Regions from separate parts of the Mus musculus genome. Here region 2 is linked to region 1. Evidence: chromatin loops called from intact Hi-C (ENCODE). Cell type or tissue: left cerebral cortex. All regions are shown on one strand. Region 1 has its middle 65 kb from the start of Gm25614. Region 2 has its middle 4.3 kb from the start of Gm25614.

What was found. Peaks named below come from ENCODE experiments on the same cell type or tissue, not always from the same donor. Only the 100,000 strongest peaks of a DNase experiment are listed, where the experiment ranks them.
Region 2: it touches region 1 in a loop (3-fold over the local background); 2 of 42 quality-filtered maps call a loop at or near these places.

What each region holds. Positions count from the first base shown.
Region 1 is chr14:58,581,665-58,589,664 of GRCm38, reverse strand. No RefSeq gene overlaps it. Among named protein-coding and RNA genes, the nearest start is that of Gm25614, 65 kb to the left of the region's middle. In left cerebral cortex, no CTCF peak of the experiment used is centred here; no DNase peak of the experiment used is centred here.
Region 2 is chr14:58,642,057-58,650,056 of GRCm38, reverse strand. No RefSeq gene overlaps it. Among named protein-coding and RNA genes, the nearest start is that of Gm25614, 4.3 kb to the left of the region's middle. In left cerebral cortex, no CTCF peak of the experiment used is centred here; a DNase peak (open chromatin) is centred at 4,319.

The DNA.
Region 1 (8,000 bases):
GGAGGATTTTACCTTTGATGAGAACAAAGTGCCCCTCCTTGTCTTTTTTGATGACTTTGGGTTGGAAGTCAATCTTATCAGATATTAGGATGGCTACTCCAGCTTGTTTCTTCAGTCCATTTGCTTGGAAAATTGTTTTCCAGCCTTTTATTCTGAGGTAGTGTCTATCTTTTTCTCTGAGATGTGTCTCCTGTAAACAGCAAAATGTTGGGTCTTGTTTGTGTAGCCAGTTTGTTAGTCTATGTCTTTTTATTGGGGAGTTGAGACCATTGATGTTAAGAGATATTAAGGAAAAGTAATTGTTGCTTCCTGTTATTTTTGTTGTTAAAGTTGGCATTCTGTTCTTGTGGCTGTCTTCTTTTAGGTTTGTTGAGGGATTACCTTCTTGTTTTTTCTAGGGCATTGTTCCCGTTCTTGTATTGGTTTTTTTCTGTTATTACCCTTTGAAGGGCTGGATTCGTGGAGAGATAATGTGAGAATTTGGTTTTGTCGTGGAATACTTTGGTTTCTCCATCTATGGTAATTGAGAGTTTGGCTGGGTATAGTAGCCTGGGCTGGAATTTGTGTTCTCTTAGTGTCTGTATAACATCTGTCCAGGCTCTTCTGGCTTTCATAGTCTCTGGTGAAAAATCTGGTGTAATTCTGATAGGCTTGCCTTTGTATGTTACTTGACCTTTTTCCCTTACTGCTTTTAGTATTCTATCTTTATTTAGTGCATTTGTTGTTCTGATTATTATGTGTCGGGAGGAATTTCTTTTCTGGTCCAGTCTATTTGGAGTTCTGTAGGCTTCTTGTATGTTCATAGGTATCTCTTTCTTTATATTTGGGAAGTTTTCTTCAATAATTTTGTTGAAGATGTTTGCTGGTCCTTTGAGTTGAAAATCTTCATTCTCATCCACTCCTATTATCCGTAGGTTTGGTCTTCTCATTGTGTCCTGGATTTCCTGGATATTTTGAGTTAGGATCTTTTTGCATTTTCCATTTTCTTTGATTGTTGTGCCGATGTTCTCTATGGAATCTTCTGCACCTGAGATTCTCTCTTCCATCTCTTGTATTCTGTTGCTGATGCTCAAATCTATGGTTCCAGATTTCTTTCCTAGGGTTTCTATCTCCAGTGTTGCCTCACTTTGAGTTTTCTTTATTGTTTCTACTTCCCTTTTTAGGTCTAGTATGGTTTTGTTCATTTCCATCACCTGTTTGTATGTTTTTTCCTCTTTTTCTGTAAGGACTTCTACCTGTTTGATTGTGTTTTCCTGTTTTTCTTTAAGGACTTGTAACTCTTTGGCAGTGTTCTCCTGTATTTCTTTAAGTGATTTATTAAAGTCCTTCTTGATGTCCTCTACCATCATCATGAGATATGCTTTTAAATCTAGGTCTAGGTTTTCGGGTGTGTTGGGGTGCCCTGGACTGGGCGAAGTGGGAGTACTGGGTTCTGATGATGGTGAGTGGTCTTGGTTCCTGTTAGTAGGATTCCTACGTTTACCTTTCGCCATCTGGTAATCTCTGGAGTTAGTAGTTATAGTTGACTCTGTTTAGAGATTGTTCTTCTGGTGATTCTGTTACCGTCTCTCAGCAGACCTGGGAGACAGATTCTCTCCTCTGAGTTTCAGTGCTCAGAGCACTCTCTGCTGGCAAGCTCTCTTACAGGGAAGGTGCGCAGATATCTTGTTTTTGGACCTCCTCCTGGTCGAAGAAGAAGGCCCAAAACAGGGCCTCTCTCAGAAGCTGTGTTGCTTTGGCAGTTCCCAGAAGCTGTCAGCTTCTGTGGTGCAGACTCTCACCTGTGCAGACTAAAATCCTAAGTTCCAGGGAGTCCTGGAACCAAGATGGTGACCGCTGCTCCTGAGGCCAAGGCCGTCTCCCGAGCCAGGCGGACACCTGTCCTCTGGTCCGGATGGTGGCCGGTTATCTGCGGCCCGCCCAGGCTGCTGCCTCAGCGGCTCTGTGCTTCTGCCCGTCCCAGAAGCTGTCCGGTTCTCTGGCGCACCCTCTAACCTGTTCAGACTAATTTCCTAGGTCCCGCGGAGTCCCGGAACCCAGATGGCGACCGCTGCTGCTGAGGCTGAGGTCGCCTCCCAAGCCAGGCGGACACCTGTCCTCTGGTCCGGATGGTGGCCGGTTATCTGCGGCCCGCCCAGGCTGCTGCCTCAGCGGCTCTGTGCTTCTGCCCGTCCCAGAAGCTGTCCGGTTCTCTGGCGCACCCTCTCACCTGTTCAGACTAATTTCCTAAGTTCTGCTGAGTCCCGGAAACAAGATGGCGACCGCTGCTGCTGAGGCTGAGGTCGCCTCCCAAGCCAGCTAAAAACCATTTCTAATCAGAAAATCTTGTACAGCCAAGAGCTACAGATATGTGTGTCCCTGTCTTCACATATGTGTGTGTGTTCCTGTCTTCACAGATGTGTGTCCCATCTTCATAGATGTGTGCCCCCATCTTCACGGATGTGTGTGTCCCCATCTTTACAGATGTGTGTCCAATCTTCAAAAATGTGTGTGTCCCTGTCTCCACAGATGTGTGTCTGTACTGGCTAGTTTTGTGTCAACTTGACACAGCTGAAGTTATCACAGAGAAAGGAGCTTCAGTTGAGGAAATGCCTCCATGAGATCCAACTGTAAGGCATTTTCTCAATTAGTGATCAAGGGGGAAAGGCCCCTTGTGGGTGGGACCATCTCAGGGCTGGTAGTCTTGGTTCTATAAGAAAGCAGGCTGAGCAAGCCAGGTGAGGCAAGCCAGTAAAGAACATCCCTCCATGGCCTCTGCATCAGCTCCTGCTTCCTGACCTGCTTGAGTTCCAGTCCTGACTTCCTTGGTGATGAACAGCAGTATGGAAGTGTAAGCCGAATAAACCCTTTCCTCCCCAACTTGCTTCTTGGTCATGATGTTTGTGCAGGAATAGAAACCCTGAGTAAGACAGTGTCCCATCTTCACAGATGTATGTGTCTCATCTTCACAGACATGATGATCCTGTAAGAAGGCAGGGAACAAGCAGGGGAGGAATATTGAGAAGGGAAATGCATGGACTGCACAGGCTCCTCACAAAGGAAGCTAGGTCAAGAGTTCCACGGTAGAAGACAGAGATAGATATCCTTGCTGACAGCTCCAAAGCCATCTTCAGGAAATGAGGTATCTTAGTTAGGAATGCTACTACTGTGATAAGACAGCATGACTATAAAGAGTTTGGGGAGGAAAGGGTTTCAGCTTACAACTCTCAGTCACTCCACTGCTGAGGGAAGTTGGGGCAGGCGCTCAAACAGGACAGGAACCTAGTGGCAGGAGCAGATTCAGGGGTCTCAGAGAAGCACTGTTTAGTGGCCCGTTTGCTTGTGATTTTCTTATAGTACTCAGGACCAAGAGCACAGGGATGGTACAGCCCACAATTACTGGGGTTCTCCCACATCAATCGTTAATCTAGAAAATACACTTCATTTTTGCTCACAGGCTAATCTGGTAGGTGCATTTAGTCAATTGAGATTCTCTCTTTTTAAAATGACTCTAATTTATCTCTAGTTGACTTTAAACTATCCAGTTTAAAGAAGAATAGGTGGGGCCTAGAGAGTAGTAGCGAGAAGAAGGTTATACAGCAAGCTAGGTATCTCTCCATGGCTTGAGGGTTTTGGATTTTAGAGTTTTTGATTTGGAAATATTTGCATACCCACACTGAGGTATCTATTCCACATGGACTATACTTGTCCCAAATATATTACTTTAACAAAATATCTGAGCTGGCTGCTTTGTAAACAAGTGATACTAATTTGGTTCCCAGTCTGGGAGGATGAGGATGGAAGACTGAGTGACTCCATCTGCTAACAGTCTGGGAAGGTCTCCTTGGTGGCAGGATGGCATGGCAGATTGGGCATCATGGTGACTATATGGAAGAGAGAAGGGAGGCAAGATAGCATGCCACAAAGATTCAGGGGTCAGAGTTGCTCTTTTACAATAGCCCACCCTCAAAGGAAAGAATGCGGGCCCCTCAAAAGCTATGTTAGTGTCTTTCAAGGGCTATGGCCCCACATTCTAATAGTCCCCCTCTTCAAATCTTCACCATCTCAACCTTCTCATGCCAAGAACCGTGCCATGTGATCCTCTGAGGGGACAAAGTAGATCCAAGTCGCAGCAAACTCTAAATCTAAGCATGCCATAAATGTGTTTCGTATGTAACAAATTTGAGTCCTTATATACATAACCTGAAGGTGATTTTATGTACTATTTTGAATAATTTGGAGCATTTCAAGACATGGAAATTTCCTCCAGTAGTGTCAGGTTGATTTTGTAGCGCATCAGACTTTGGATTTGGAGATCTGGGAGTCCTGGTCTATACTGAATAGAAGTTCTGGCAGCTGTTTGGCTCAGAGGTCCCTGTGAGCTGCTCACATCTGCATGTTGGGATGCCTATAAATTTGCCAGCAGGACAGATTACTGCAAACTAAACTAACGCTTTGTATAAAGTAGAATTTTTATATCCAAGAACCAAGAATCTTCGAATTAAGCAGTCCCTTAGAGAAAATTTAATCCAAACGCCCATGGATTAATTGGTGCAGAAATTCTTTCCTTAAACATACCCCGCAGTGTTTTAGAACACATCATTTGTTCTAGCAATAGCTCAAATTGCTAGAAATTTCTTTCAAGCCGAACTTGCTTCCTTGAGACTTGCCTCCTTAGTCATGCCCTCTGGAGTTGCTCCGAATTGCCATCCTAATCCCCTTCCCATCTGACAGCTTTTCAGTGGTTTAAAGACAGCTATCTTGTCCCCATTATGTCTTCTCTTCCTCAGGCTAACATCCTAAATTCTCTCACCTGCTCTTTGCATCTTTACAAGATGCTGGAGCCACTCACCGCTGTGCAAATGCTTCTCAGGGCAGGCCCTAGTTTGTCAAGGAAAAATAAGCCACATTGGCTTTTGAAAGAAACTTCAATGCAGAAACTGACTTATTAACTCCTTTTGCTTCTACGATATTGCTTAAATATGGGGATACAGTCTGACAAAGACATCAATGGGCAATTTCATCAGTGTGTAACCACCAGAGAATACATTTACCCAAAGACAGATGGAACAGCCCACTACACCCCCCAGGCTATACTGGACATTCTGCCGCTCTCATACAAGTTTTATAGCTCATTACTGTACAAAATGGGAGGAATTTCCTAGCTCCATTATATCATTCTCCCTGTCTCTCTGTCTTTGTCTCTCTGTCTCTGTCTCTGTCTCTGTCTCTGTCTCTCTCTCTCTCTCTCTCTCTCTCTCTGTGTGTGTGTGTGTGTGTTCCTGTGAAAGCCAGAGGTTTAATTCTTCAGTTTCTTTCCACCTTGTTTTTGGAGACAAGGTTTTCCAGTAAGCCCAGAGATAACTGACTGGCTAAACTCATTGGCCAGTGAGCTCCAGAAATCTGCCTGGCCCCACCTCCCAGCCTCCCTATGCCAATAGCACACCATCTTTTTACATGTGTGCTGTGGTGCAAACTCAGGTCCTCACACTGGAGTGCAGGCACTTTAACCACTGGCCACCTTCCCAGCTTCATTATAATCATTTGAGAATACCATCATATATGTGATTTAATGTTGACCAAAATGTCTTTATACAGTGTATATCTTCTTTTATCTTCTTTGCTTTAGAATATGAAATCTACCATGCCTGGCCTTCAAGAAACACACATTATATATTTGCACTGTATTTTGTATTTAGTGGTAAAGTGCCTTAGATAATGAATATTTGATAAATGTCACAGATTCACTAAATGTGGATTCTTTCCAAATTACTCCAGAATAAGTCATGTGGTTTAGTGGAGCATACAAAATCAGAAGGATTTTGTGCCAGGGCATGCAGGTTTTCAAAAGAAGAAATGGAATTCAAGTATACCTAATGAAACCAACAGGAGTCAGCTGACAAGCTCTCCTGGTCTACAACAGTGCACATGGCAAACTTGAGACATAAGGAGGAAGGGTCAGTGTGGTCTCTTCACCTCCACTGCAGAACTTTATGGCATTATTAAATCCTGCCAGGCCAGCTGCTGGAACCCCGTTCTAAGAGCTGGGGTCCCCAAGTTACATGTATGGCCCTCTGATCACAGCTCTTCATTGTGGGCTAGAAACAAGGAGAAGGAGGTGGGGAGGAGCTAGAGGTGGCCAGGAGCTAGAGGTGGCCAGGAGCTAGAGGTGGGGAGAAGGTGGATATGGGGAGGGGGTACAGTTGGGGAGAAGGTGGATGTGGGGTGAGGGTAGAGGTGGGAAGGTTCTTAGGTTCCCTACTTTGCTTTATGGTTTGACTTAAGTTATGACTGGCTGACCTATCCAGCATTCAACCTGACAGAAGAAAACACACATGTAAATAAACAACTATAACACCACACAGTGAGAGACCTGTATGATAAGTTGATACATGCTGTAAAATGAATCCAAAATGCTTTCCAGTCTTTGATAAACAATGCAGATGGCCTACGAAAACAGCTGAGCCACTTCTTCCAGAAAGGCACCTCAAGAACCAAGCAATAAAACAGCTGCTTTAATCAAGACTCTAGGCTTGTTCAAGACTTGCGAGGTCTTCTAGCTTGGGTTCTAATTCTCCTCTTTTGTGAAACATATCCGGGCTGACACAGCAGTGCCTCCTTCCTGGAGGACAGCAGGGTAACAGATTATCTCCAAGCCTGTAGTGCACACGTTTTTCCTCGGGTCTAGATCCTACTGCCCGGGCTGTTTTGTCTTTGTGACATATCATAAATACTCCTCACAGTGGTTTGAATGAAAATGGCTCCCTTAGGCTCATATTTGAATGCACATTCACTAGTGAGTGGACTGTTTGAGAAAGATTAGGAGGTGTGGCCTGGTTGGATGAAGTATATCCTTGGGCATGGGCTCAAATCCCATGCCAAGGCCAGATTCATTTTCTCCCTCTCTCCCTCTCTCCCTCTCTCCTTCCTTCCCTCCCTCTCCCTCCCTTCTCCCTTCCCTTTCTCCTCTGTCTTCTTTCTTCCTCTACATCCTCTTACTCCTCCCCTCCTCTCTCTCCTCTCCCATTCTCCCTTCCTCTCCCTTTCTGCCTGCCCACCTGCCTATATCCCCAGCACCTTGCCTTCCATGCCTACCATCATGATCCCCATTATGGTGATAATGAGGCAACCCTATGGATCGGAAATGCAAACAAGCTTCCAATGAACTGCTTTCATTCTTTCTTATAGAAGTTGCCATGGGGTGTCTCCTCACAGCAATAGAATAAGCTCCTATCTTGTGGTTCCTCATTATTACCAAATTCTCATGTGACACGGAAAGCACACCTGAGGCAGGCCCCTCAGTCATACGTTAGATATCTTCTGAGAATCCTTTGTAGCTTGTCAAGTATATAAATGCATTATCAAAATTTAAGAGCCAGAATAGAGGGTCCATAATCAGGGAAAAGATAGACATGGGAGTCATGGAGAGGTTACAATCTCAACATGGAAAAATAAAAGCCAAAGGAGCAGAGAAGCAGAAGAAAAGGTGGTGACTCTTCACACGGAAGTATAGAGGAAGAGTTCCTGCATGTCCATTCAGGCATACTTGATCTGAGTCCTCACTGTGTCATGACTTTCTAGTTAAGCCAAGTGGCCCTTTCACAAAAATGACTGAAGCAATACTGGAATTCACTTAGGATTACCAAATCTTGTCTAGCAAAATTGCCCCAGAAGGTTCTGAAAAAACACACAGCACGGACGCTCTTAAGTAATCTCCTGGCACCTCATAGTGCATATAAATTGAAAATACACCCGTGTGTCATACTTGCGCAAGAGAAGCATATAACTTATACTGGCTTTAAAATCCATTGTTTCTTTCCTCTTTGTGGAAAGCAAGTGTGAATCATATGCACATCCTCACATAAACATGCTAATGCACATACTTTCAAATCTACAACTTTTTTGTCATTGAATTTCTCTAAGCATTCCAGGTGGCACAGTACTCAGTGGAAAGCTATTTTTTTAAAAACCTGAAATAAATTTCTATATGTGAATATTTTCAATTATTCACAGTCAGGTAA
Region 2 (8,000 bases), 60 kb before region 1:
GTGTGGCCATCAGTCACATAGGCAATGCCCCAAGCTCCTGGTATTCTGTCTGGACTCCACCCCCACAGTTACCTGGCAATAGCCAGGTATGCTCCTTCCCACAGTAACCTGGCAACAGCTAGGTAGGCTGAGCCCACTATAAAAGGGGCTGTTTGCCCCCTCCTCCCTCTCTTGCTTTCTTACTCTCTTGTGTCTCTCTTGCCCTCTTGTACTCCCTCTCCCTATTCCCTCCTCTCCTCTCTCCACGTGCCCATGGCTGGCTTCTACTTCTCTACTCTTCTCCTTCTCTGCCTTTCCACAATAAACACCTTAAAAACATGGACTGCCTATTCTCATTGGGATCTGATGTGCTGGAACAATAGAGCAGGTCTCCCTGTAATGAGCTGTACAGCTAACCTCCTGCCAGGATCCCTCCCAGTGCTCCAGCCATGGCTGCCAACCAACCAAGCCAACCCATCCGCCAAGCTAGCTGCCTAGCAAGCCTAAGACTCTCCTCCCTGCTGGACTCAGCAGGAACTCTCTCCTCCCTTCCCCTTTCCCTTCGGGCCCTAGGCCAGAGTCAGCCCGAGGGTCCCCATTCTGTTCTAAGCTCTTCTGCAACAACCAGTGGCATCTGAGGTGTCCACGACTGAGAATTTGACTTCCCTGCCCTCTGTGAGACCCAGGGACGCCAGAACTGGCTCTTCCACTGTACCTAGCAGCATCTGTGGTGCATGGGAGTCCTCAGGCAGGTTCGTAGGGACCCCAGACTGCACCTTCTTCATCCCAAGAGCTGGGTCCTGTGGCTTCCCACAGTCCGAAGCCCACCTGGTGGTTCCATGGGGTACACGCAGTTAAACTCCCCATGTCAGCCTGGCCTACCGGCCAGAACCCTGAACCAGACAGAAGACCCCACTTTTGGCCCACAGATAACAACCAGACCAGAGCCAGGGGTCCAGGATAGAGAGCTAGCCTGAGATGACCACCAGTATGGTGCTGTGCAGGCTTGGATGGGCTCCCAGGGCAGGGAGCCAGCCAGAGACTAGGACTCCACCTGGGACTGCAGGTACTGGGCAGGAGTGAGCCCAGACAGATGACCTTCACAAGGGGCCACTCAGGCAGGTTAGGGACAAGCCTGAGATGATCACCAGACTGACACCATGGGGCCTGGACAGGGAGCTAGCCTAAGCTGACCACCATTCTACTGGTCTGTGGCAGGGGCAGAGCAGAACATGCCTGAAACCACCCCTGCCAAGTGTCATAATGCACAAGTGAGCACATGGAAGACCTGGCGCTGGGGTCATGGGAGCAGGAAAGTTGATCCTGCCCCTCACCAGTAGCAGCACTCAGGGGACCGGGCCCAGCACCTGATGTGGGCAGCACAATAAAACTGACCCTAGTGGCAGGTTGAGCAAGGTGAACAGGCCTCAAAGACCTGAGTATGGGGCCCTGCTACTTGTCTCCTGTGTGGTAACATCGGCAAGGAAGAGATAACCCTCTCACTCACCCCTTGTCACTTAAGAGAGGCAGGAGAGCTGGCCCTGAGGTCATCAGAGCATGAGAGCGCCAGCATTCCTGCAGCATTCTGGAGAGTGGGCCCTTCATATCACCTGTGCAGCATAGTAGAGATCACCCTGGATGTGGGGGTTGCTCATGAGCTGGCCCAAGCATGTGAGAACAGTAGAGCCAGTGAGCTGGTCAGCTCAGATACCTCTCAGGCCCAGATCCAGGGCTATGAATCAGCCCAACCCAACATCTGCCCCATCATTTAACTGTTGGAGTGCATGAAGGAGCCAGTCCTACAGATCTCAAACTACAGTATCTCCGTAACACAGGGCAACAACAGGGTGTCTAAGAAGAGTCCCAGTGATGTTATAGTAGTGATAGAGTAGTAGAAACCAGAGGACTCACACCAGATCTTCAAGTCACTGCAGTGAACATTTGCAAGCAAAAAGTGTGGACAAAGTGGGACACACTACAGCTTCCACAACAAGATTTTTCTTTTCTCTATTGGGAGGGGGAAGTTGGAAGGGTGGAGAAAAGTACAAAGGTAGGGGAGACAAGTGGGATTGGGGTAAATGAGGTGAAATTCGTAAAGAGTCAATAAAAAGTTTGTAAAAACCCTGAATGCAGTTAGTAAATATTTTTTAATGGGAACTTGATGGATGATCTCTTTCGTATTGATGAAGCCATGGAGAGAGAATTTGGCACCAGATTTTGACACCAAGAGCAGGAAGGAAGTGGTGACTTTTACTACTTCGAAGCAGGGTTGTGGTGAAATAACTAGAGACTAGATAGAGAAATAAACCTGAACTCTCCACCCAGAATGCACAAGCCAGGGCTCCCCTCCACAGGCCTCTGAGCAGCCCCTCTTGGAATGAAATCGAATAAAACAAGAAATTCTGTCAACCTAAGTAATACGAGGTAGACTTTATGTGTTCCTAGACCTAAATATCTTGGAGAGCTGAGGTTACAAAGGATCCTCTTCTTAAACAACCCTAACACATCAGTATTGCCCTAGTACTGAGCAAAGGTCTTTAGAGAAGCCTCCACTGAATAGCTAAGCTCTGCTATTCATGTTTTGCTTGAACTTTTTTTTTTTTTTTGTATATCACTTGCACCAATTTTATCAAAATCACAGAGGTTTTCATGTGGTGGTTCATCAGAGTGAAGTCTGAAAACAATACAGGTGTGTGTGTGTGTGTGTATGGGTGGAAAGAAGCCCTCCATCCCCAAGTGGGACTCCTCTGGAGTACAAGGTCTTTCATTCCCAGCAGAAGCCTCTGTCTATCCTTGAAGCTTCAGTGACTTCATTAACATAGAAGGTCAGTTCTACCTGTTATCACATCTCAAGATGGTGAGTGTTCCACTCATGTTAGCTACATCTGAGGGGCAGGGCAGTGCCTTGAAATTTATTTGAGACTCTTGCTGAAGTTATGTCCATGCTGAGAAAGGAGGGAGGGGGAACATGCTACTTATCAAAGCCAGAGATCGAAAGCCACACCTGGACATCGAATCCTAAAGTGATAGGGATTCTAGCTAAGTGGGGCAGACTCTGGTCAGAGGGTTACCTTTGTCTAAAAGTTCTGTTTCAGGCTTCTTTGTAAGTTGTTTCTCTTGGACAGTTTGTCACACCAACATAAAGCTAGCACATCGGTGCATAGTTCAAACTACCAAGCATTTCTGGGTACAGCCACCAGAGGAAAAGGTAGACCTGAAACAAGTTGCCCATTCAGGCAGTGTTAAACAGCTCCTCCATACTTGATCAAGATCCAGGTACTATGTGCTGACATTATCTCTGATATAAGAACAACACAATGGGTACTTTCCCAGCAAGTCCAAGATATCATTTGAGGTGACTAGGTTTTAAAAGGAGTTTGTGTTTCCAATGTTAGCAATGCCCTGGGTCTCTTTGAAAGATAAATTTAGATGGTGGCTCTTTAGGAGTTAAAGACTTTTTCTTGGATAGATTTTTCTACTGCTGTGATGAAGTATCATGACCAAATCCAAGATCAGGAGGAAAGGGTTCAGTTGGCTTACACTTCACACTGTAGTCCAGTACTGAAGGAAATCAGCACAGGAACTCAAAACGTGGCAGGAACCTGGAGGCAGGAGCAGATACAGAAGCCACGGAGAGGTGCTGTTTATTGTCTTGCTCCTCATGGCTTGCTCACTCTGCCTTCTTAAAGAACGTAGTGGTGGCTCCACCCAGAGAAGACTGGGCCCTTCCCCATCAATTACTAATTAAGAAAATGCCCTACAGGTTTTTCCTGAGCCTAATCTTATGGAGGCATTTTCCCCATTGAGGTTCCCTCTTCTCAGATGACTCTGTATCTCTTCCCCATTGTTATCTTACCCATATGCATCCCCAACTCCAACTGACCATGTACCCACCTCCATAATTTAATAGAAAGTTGTTTTAGAAAATGGCCATTTTGAATCCATCCTTAGTGAACACCTTTGTTTCACACTAAGGAAAGGTTCCTCACGCTGCCTGCCAGGTTTTCAGTCTTGATCATTATTTCTTAGTCCACGGAATTAGCTTATTTTGAGAGGTGAGAAAATCCCTGGCACTCTCCATCATTCCTGAGAATAAATTCTTTTTAGTCCTTAATCCAAAGCCCGAGTGACCAGTTCCAACTGCACTTGCTAATGAACACGCACACTAATACCCAGCCCTCATGGCCTGTCTATGAGAAGGATGTTATTTTGAAATGCCTCTTTTCCCTTCAGTGCTTCCTGTAACTCCTTTTATGTGAATGAGAGTGTCTCTGCAGAAAACTCCATCCTCCTAGGAACACAGTCATCCAAAGACTTTGGAGGAGGATGACTAAGGCTCAGATCCTCCCATGATATGGACAGGGCTTCAACTGTAGCCTCTAAGACACACATGACTTTCTTTGTATGAGTCACAGGGACAATGAGGAAGACAGACTCCACAGATTAGTCTTCACAATGGCATTATCCAAGCCATTTTTAATAGATGTATTTACAATTTACTTACAAGCATACATAATTATCAAATGCACATCTAGAGAACTGGTTGATTGCACCTGTTTGTGGGCCTTGCAATTCTTTTCACAGTAAAGTGAAATCTCTTGTTTGAATGATAAGGCCTAGAAATGTGTTTTCAATCTATAAGCCTTTAAAAAACGTAATGGGAATTTTTTTCTTTCCTATATATAATAAAGTAAGTTTTATGACCATTTTCATGCAAATGATCTATATAAAAAGTGTCAGCATTTAAACACTCTGTCTGTTCATCTGCCTCTGGACAGAGATGAAAAATATGGGGCCCTAAGATGTTGGCCATTCTGACATGCTTTGACGTGGGAGGGCAGAGTTCAGATGGAGGCTGGGAGAAGCATTTTCCAGAAGGTACTGCATATAAAGTAACTCTGCGTGTGTGTGTGTGTGTGTGTGTGTGTGTGTGTGTGTGTGTGCGCGCGCGCGCGCATGCTCTCATTATAACTGGAGGATTTTATAGTCATGATCAAATGTACAAATGAGTGCATTTTAAAGTCTTACAGTATTATCAACATAAGGCAGTCAGGATGGAGATGATTCTTGAGATTAATTAAAAAGAATCAATTACTTCAGGAAGTATAAAAATATGTCTAAGTTGGAAAGAGACCCATTTGGAAGCAAAGAGTTAGCTAGTAGAGAAGATGGTATTGGCTTTCTTTAGCAGTCTTTAGAAGTAGGAATACTGAAGAGAGAGGCTGCAGCTTGAAGAAAGCAAGGATGTTAAAACTCTGAGAGCACTCCATTGAAGAAAATTGCCTTAACTCCTGCTCCAGTGTACTATAAAACGGCCTAAGAAACACCTGGCCTGAATTTCTCCATGTGACTCAGAGCCTCAGTTGCATTTATTTGGAACAGTTGGGCCTGGGTCTGGCAGGCTGCACCATTGAGGGTGTGAATTCACCAGAGGCTGGTGAGAGGATGCTTTTTACACGCCCAAGTGCAGCTCTGCCCTCTCTATCATCAGCTAACTGATGTGATCATTTAGGGATAGATAGTCACCTGATTTATACATTCATTTGTTTATGTACTTCTAAGCTGACCTTTCGCTTGGTTTGTGAATAGAGTAGCAATAAGTGTGGATGTGAGGGTTATATGATTTTTTTTTAGTATATCCCTAGGAGTGGATACGTACACTAGGAGGATCATGTACAAGTTCTATTTTTAGTTTAATGAGATACCTCCATAATGGTTTCTATAGTGGTTTCACCAATGTACATATTCTTCTAGCACCAACTTAGAGCAAGCTTAGTTTGAATATCTTTTCAACAGCGTTTATCACATCAACCAAACTCTTGTAACTTTCCATGACTTTGTAAGGAAGTGGTTTCCAGCTCTGCCATTGTATATGCAAGTCAATTTCACCAGGACATGTGGCCCAGCATGATGCATGAGGCTGTGTACAGAATCCTGAAGAAGCGTCAATAGGTGTTCTGAAAGATTTACCATACTCAGTGGACCGTACTCACAGTCTATGAGGCAGGAGCATACAATTACAAGACTTCGTTTAGAGATGGAGAAGATGAGGCATGTATGACGTTTTCTTTGTTTTTAACATTTTTCTCAAGGCCGTGCATTGTACATTTCAGACTGCTACAACAAAATACTTGAGGCTAAGCACTTTATATAGAAAATAAGTTTATCCACAGATTTGTAGTTTTAAGAACACAGCACTAGCATCAACTTGGTTCTAGTGAGGACCTAATGACAACTGGTGGTGTGTAGTGAGAGCCCATGATGAAGAGAGGTCACAGGACAAAAGTAGAGGTCAGAGATTGGAAAGGGACCAGGCCCACTCTCTTATAATAGTATCCCTCCAGAAAACTAATCCACTCAAAGATCAGCATTTAGTCCACTTGAAGGGTGGTTCTCCATTCAATTCCACTTTAATGAGAGTCACAAATTCTTATAGTCCTATCACATCTAAATAGCTCTTCACTGAGGACCAAACTCCCAGAACATAAGAATTTAGGGAACATGCCCAGATTCATATCCAAATGATCAAAATTGAACAACTGGGTGGAGATTCAAGTCATGTGGTACTATCTGTCAGGTACTGGCCACCATGAGCCTACTGACCCAAGAATAGTGTAAATCATTCCTTTATATGTACATTAAGGGACTATATAGTAATATCACATCCTGGAAAGAAAAATAGTGGCATGGAAAGAGGGGGAAATGAGAAAAAATGTGAAGAAGAGAAAGGAAAAGCAGAGAAGGAAAGAGGTGGAAGAAACAATGGGACAAATTGTATTTCTAATTGTTTGTTTCCCCTGGAACTTTGACCCCAGCAATTTACCCCAGAACCTTAGCTGTCGTATTGCCAACATGAAAATTGGTTCCATGCTGTTAGGCAGTTATTAAGAGGGAACAAGAATTACCATCCTCTGAAAGAATAAGCTTCTCTGATGAGGTCCAGTGAGCCACTTATCTGTGAGTACAACAGCATGCCATTGGATTTACTTTATTGATATGTTCATTTAGCACAAAATAATGGACAATTTTTTCCCTTAGCATCCATGGCCAATCCACTCTCAGGTTCTTGGCCACTTTGGTAATGTCAGGTATGGGTTCCATTTCATGGAGTAGACCTTAAATCAAGTTTGAAAATTAGTTTGTTTCTTCAAGAACATGTGTGCAGCTATTGAACCATTCCATCTTACAGACAGTGTCTATTGTAAGTCTGAGTGTTTGCAAATGGGTGAATCTGATGATGCCTTTTCCTCTGGTAGCATGCATGATACATTCTAGCACCAAGAATAGAGGTCAGTGGGGGTAAATCTTCTAGTTGAGTTCCAGCCCAGTTTCTCCATGTTCAATAGGGCATGTTCAATGGAATCTTCAGCAGTAGAGCCTTTCCATCAGGTTGGGTAGAATAAAAGTAGCCTTGGCACTATCCTGTAATGTTTGAGGGATAGAGGTAATTATTTTGGCCAATGGCTCAATGAGATATAACCTATTTCTGGCACTGGAGGCTTTACTTGGTGGCATAAGCTGTCTAGTGATTCCATTTAAATTTCATTCACACGTGTATATATTTAGGGAAGGTTTTGCAGTTGAAGATCTCCATATGGCTTTTAAATAGTGTTTAGTGTTGGTTGTTCTTCATATTTTCTTCTCTGCTCTGCCCTTTTGTTCCCTTCCCTATATAATCTTCAACATCTAGTTTGCCCTTAATATCTTTATAACACTGTATTTTATTTCCCTTTTCTTGGGAGACCTCTCCTACCCCTTGTCCCTTACTAACTACCTAACCCCTAGGGTTATTTGAATAAAAAAAAATTACATATCTAAAGCTTTCAAAGTTCCACACAGAAGACAGCTATGTGATGTTTGTGATTCTCATTTTGGGTTACTTCACTCAAGATGATTGTTTCTATATCTATCCATTTACATGTAAATTTCGTTACTATGTAAATGTACCACAGTTTTGTTATCCATTCATCAGCTGATGGGTACCTACGTTGTTTCAAGTTTATGAGTGTTATGTATAGAGT